Linked DNA regions of Homo sapiens: region 1 is linked to region 2. Evidence: chromatin loops called from intact Hi-C (ENCODE). Cell type or tissue: gastrocnemius medialis. All regions are shown on one strand.

Region 1 (2,500 bases), 540 kb before region 2:
GGGACATGACAGGCTGGTATCTCTCTCGAGCTCCAGGGGGCCCCTAATAGGATTGAAGCGAAAGATCAAGCGAATGGTTTCCTATTTTAGGCCCGTAATAACTCCCAACTGCTTGCATATACATGGGCCTTACAGTATTGAGGCAACTTTTAATCCCAGAAAAGAGCAGCCTGTTTTCTAGCAGGGTCTATTTTTGAATACCCTGTGGGATCCTCCCTCTCTCACCATCCTCCATCCTCCCCTTGATTTTGGGGAGTCAGGGTAAGAAGGAATCCCCTCCTCTGATTTTACTTATCACTCCTTCCCCAGAAGCTGAAGGTGTCCTTTCTTTTCATTAATTCATTTTACCAGCTCAAAGTAAATACTCCATTTGGAGGAAACAAAGACACCCCTTTTTGGTATTCTGTTGAAGTCCCTGGGTGAGATCAGAAGTTTCCACATCTTTTGGAGAAACTGGCCTTGGATGTACTTTGGCCAGACCTCTCCCCCCACCTCTCCAACACACATACCTACAAAACCAAAAAGCAACCTAAGGAGGAGTGAAAAGGTTTCTCTCCCCCAGGCCATTTATGTTCAAAACGAAACGTGAGGCCACGTGGGTGTGGGGAGTGCGTGTGCTGGGTGGGTGTCCTTTATCTGTGTGTTTCTGGAGTAGAGAGAGGAAATAAATGAAATGCGTGCGGCAAGAGGAGCGGTTTGTTTTCACCCCCAAGACCTGGGAAAACCCATCAAAAGAGATTGACTTCAGAAAACCGAGAATGCCTGGGAAATCTGAATGCAAACAGCCCTGGAATAATCAGCACCACCAACATCTGTCACCACAGCTGTTTCTTTTCTGGTTGGTGAGAGAACCCGTCTCTCTTCTGTGGGTTGGCAATGAACTCCAAGTAAGGGGCCCATCGTCTTTCTCTTCCAAACAGAATCCTCCAGGTCTCTGTTTATTTAGCCTGCTTAAAAGTAGAACACAATACAAAACAAAACAAGCATAATATTGCCACCTTTTAGGTGAAAATAAGTAGCCTGGTAAAGTAGGTTAGGAAGAATTATTCTTGACCTGTGGTCACAGATGAGGAAACTGAGGCATGGGGACAGCCTTTGATTTTCAAATTGATATCCAGTAAAAAATCAGAATTAATAAATCCAATCCTCAGCTCTTGGAAGGCACTCCGTTAAAAACAAAAAAAGCCCCCCAAAACAGGTGAGTAGTTGTATTATGTTTTTTCTTTTCATTCAATTCACAAATAATTATTAAGCTTATGGAACGTGGAAAACAAAATGCTTTGTTTTGCTGGGGGGAGAGAATGAAATATCTTCCTTGCCCTAAGAGAATATGTCTTCTGGGAGGGGCACTGTGACAAGCAAAGACATAGATACCAGGAAGTGCATGGTTACAGCAATGTGGTGGCTTGATCTGAGGTTATGGGAGGGAAGCCTGACAAGGGAACAAGGACACGTGATGTCTGGCTGGAGTAAGGAGCAGAGAATTCATGAAAGAAGCAGTAGCATTTGCCTAGGAGTTGAAGATTGGTTGAGATTTCGATGAGTTGAGGTGGGAGAAAGGCATTCAAATGCAGGGAACAGCATGCAATCCGGAGGGAACAACAAATTAGTTTTTGTTTCAGAGGATGGAGGGAGATAGAGCAGGAATGAAAGAGGAGAGAGATAAAGGCAGGCTAAGACTTGCCTGTGGATGAGGGGAGCCCCAGAGTGACAGACCTAGGGGGCATTTGTAAAAGGTGAATCAGGGGCTGTGCCCAGGAAGGATTTGGGGTTGGGCAGAAGGCCTGGATTCTGAGATCCCAGTGGGAGGCTATGGTGGTCATAAGGAATGAGGGCTGCTACAGGCCAGTGTTATGGGGATGGAGAGAAAGAATGATTTGGTAAGATTTGATGGCCAAAGCACATGGAGCTCAAAGCAGAGAGGCAGGTCAGAGGTGACTGGGCTTTCAAACCTGGGTAACCAGAGAATAAAAGACAGCCTCGTTATATGCAAGAAATTAAAATAGCATTTAAGGCTGGGCGCGGTGGCTCATGCCTGTAATCCTAGCACTTTGGAAGGCCAAGGCAGGTGGATCACGAGGTCAGGAGATTGAGATCATCCTGGCTAACACAGCGAAACCTCATCTTTACCAAAAAAAAAATACAAAAAATTAGCCGGGTGTGGTGGCACGTTCCTGCAGTCCCAGCTACTCGGGAGGCTGAGGCAGAAGAATCACTTGAACCCAGGAGACGGAGGTTACAGTGAGCCAAGATTGCACCACTGCACACCAGCCTGGGCAACAGAGCAAGACTCCATCTCAATTTAAAAAAAAAAAAAGCTTTTAAATCTACCATTACATTCATTGCAGCAGTGTTTAAAACATTGAACACTTCATTATAACAGAGAAACTCAGACACCAACATTGACGATCTTTCTTCCAGTGTTGAAGAGCTTTCTTTGTCAAAGCTGGGCACTTGGCCTCATGGTTGAGCTTCAGCCAGACTTAGAAAGCCAGCATCC
Region 2 (2,500 bases):
ATGTTTCTGCTCCAGAGGCCAGGGGATGGCTGGGGCCTCCTCCTGCTGCTTCTGCCCAAGACTCAGCAGCCTCTGCCTTATACTCACCACTTGAGCGTCTAGGGAAGGGCGGTGTGCACATGTGCTGTGCTGATGGGCGTAGGTGTCTGCCTCTGCACAGATGCATACATTGGCTTGCATTTTGGAGTAGGTGTGTGTGTCCAAAACACATCACACTCTTTGCATTGTTAAGAATTAGCTTTGGAAAGCAAAGAAGTGAGAGGGGGAAACAGCATTCAGCTAAGGTCTTATATCCTCAGTTTCAGTTTGTAATAAATATTTATGACCAAGTTACAACAAGTCCTGAAAAAGAAGCATTTAATAGAAACACAGATACTTAACCCTTGCGTTAATTACAGGCCTCTGTTGTCTTATTCAAGATATGCTTTATGTTCATTTTTAAGCCCTTTGCAGTGATTCTTCTCTTCCTTTTCAAAAAACGTGCCTAGCAAGCAGCTGTTTTCTATATACAGCTGGATCCTGCAAGAGACAACTGTTTCTCTTTTAGCAACTTTGTCAAGCTTGATTTGAGACTAATCTGACTGCAGGTGTCAGGTAAGAATAGGACATTGGCAAGGACCAAGAACTCCATAAAAGAGGAGAGAAAGTGGCCCAGGAGCGAAGGGGCATATTGGTCAGAATGCAGGGCGATCAAGGACACGTGGGCTGAGCTGTGGATGGCAAGGATACATGCCTGGCTGCTGGCTGGCACACGGTTTCCATCATGGACTCCCCACCTGGGTCCACAGAGAAAGATGCTTGCAGGCAGAATGGCAGAGTGTTTTCATTGCCATGTCCCCAGTAACATAAAATCTCACAAACAACCTCCATAAATCACACCATGACATCTACTGGGCTTGTCCAACGCTAAACATAAGTGGACTCTTAAGTCGAGTCTTAAGTTGTAGGCAGCACCATCACCCTTCAGCAAACATCTGTAGTTCATCTTATCTTTTGAAGAAATATATGAGTTTCACTGTCTTTTTTTTTTTAAGCCTTTTGCAGCTTCTGCTCCTTGATTTGTTTGAAGGCCATCTGCTATGTATAAAATTGGGGGTGGGGGCATGCTGTGGAAAAGGAACCATTTGGGAGATGTAGAGGCTGGGAGAAAATGCAAACACTGCAAATGTTTTTGTCAGCTTCGGTGGACAGGCCACTTCCCTTTCTGAGCCCCCCCACCTCTTACGAGAGTTGGACTTGCGGCATCACCATTGGCTGTGGCTGAAGACTGTGCTGGTTTTGTCTTGTGGTTATTACTCTACCACTCAATATGTTCATCATTGTTCACCCCCAGTGAATACAAGAGTCCCAGCACTGGTGATTCTGAGATCTTTCAAAACCTGAGAATACACATTTGAGTTGGCCTTCAAAGCTCTTCCAAAGATGCCCCTGGAACTGAGGGATTAAAGGGGGCAACCAGGAGTCGTGGGGGTGTTTCTCACAAGGATGGAAGGAACGTCCCAGTAGAGGGAGTGTATGTCATGGCATAAAGTTACCACAGGGTGGTAGAAGTTGTGCGGTTGCGTGTTCTCATTCGGGCATTCTTCCCCAGGAAGCAGAGGGAAAACAGAGGGCTCAGAGGCAAAGATCCGCAGCCCCGACTCCCTGCTTCTCCTGCCTGAGCAGAGGTGTCCGAGCCAAAGCTGGCTTCAGGGAGGCACCAGATGTTTAAACACTTGACCCCTGAAATAACTGTCACCCGCTTCCACCCCTGACCATGCCCGCCAGTTTCCTTGGCCCTGACGTGGGTCAGGCAACCCACATTGCTCAAGATCCAGGGAGCAGCACTTCACCGGCTGGGAGATTAATTGAAAGGATGTGTTTAACAACTAGGGTGAGTGTTAATTTGCCATTAAAGCAAAGCGAAAACGTGATGATGATAGAAATTTTATCACACCAGCTTCTCTTCTTCACCTTGGAAGATTCCGTCCTCCTTATAATGTTGACCAAGGAGTTTCTTATAAATCCCAAGGTTCCAACAGCAAGTTTTATTTTCCCATCTGTCCCACAAGATTTAAAATGCTTTAGTAAAACTGATTAAAAGCATTTATCATTATCATCAGTATTAGCAGTATTTGTTTTGTCACCATAATTTATAGAACAGTTGTGTTAAGTTCTAACATGGTCCTTTGTGGCGTTCCTCCCACTTTTATTTCTCCCACCGCACTCCAGCCCTCAGCTGCATAAAAATTTCAAGCGATGCATCGGGCCACAGGTTTCTAAAGTATTTTTGAGCCTCTGCCTCTGAAATGACAAATCAAAATATCAGTTTTGTTCTGAGTTCTAATGGAAGGCTGAGTTCTCAGGGTCCCGGTTGTATAGGGCATCCCAGCCAGGTCTGACTTTGCCACGTGGCTTTGCCCATCACAGGAAGGCAATGTGGGGACACACTGGCCCCCTTCATGTATCAAAGGGCTGTCACTTGCCCCTCACCTGAAAAACCAAACCAAGCATGGAGATT

What was found. A loop is a pair of places that touch in the nucleus more often than their neighbours do. Peaks named below come from ENCODE experiments on the same cell type or tissue, not always from the same donor. Only the 100,000 strongest peaks of a DNase experiment are listed, where the experiment ranks them.
Region 1: it touches region 2 in a loop (4-fold over the local background); 3 of 110 quality-filtered maps call a loop at or near these places.

Annotation. Positions count from the first base shown.
Region 1 is chr2:118,225,177-118,227,676 of GRCh38, forward strand. LOC105373578 (a long non-coding RNA gene) reads right to left here and starts at 1,412. Exons shown (of 5, transcript XR_923249.3): 1 at 1-1,412. In gastrocnemius medialis, no CTCF peak of the experiment used is centred here; DNase peaks (open chromatin) are centred at 1,396 and 1,997; H3K4me3 peaks cover 486 bases; H3K27ac peaks cover 2,500 bases.
Region 2 is chr2:118,762,357-118,764,856 of GRCh38, forward strand. No RefSeq gene overlaps it. Among named protein-coding and RNA genes, the nearest start is that of LINC01956, 73 kb to the right of the region's middle. In gastrocnemius medialis, a CTCF peak has its summit at 1,531; a DNase peak (open chromatin) is centred at 1,705; H3K4me3 peaks cover 267 bases; H3K27ac peaks cover 330 bases.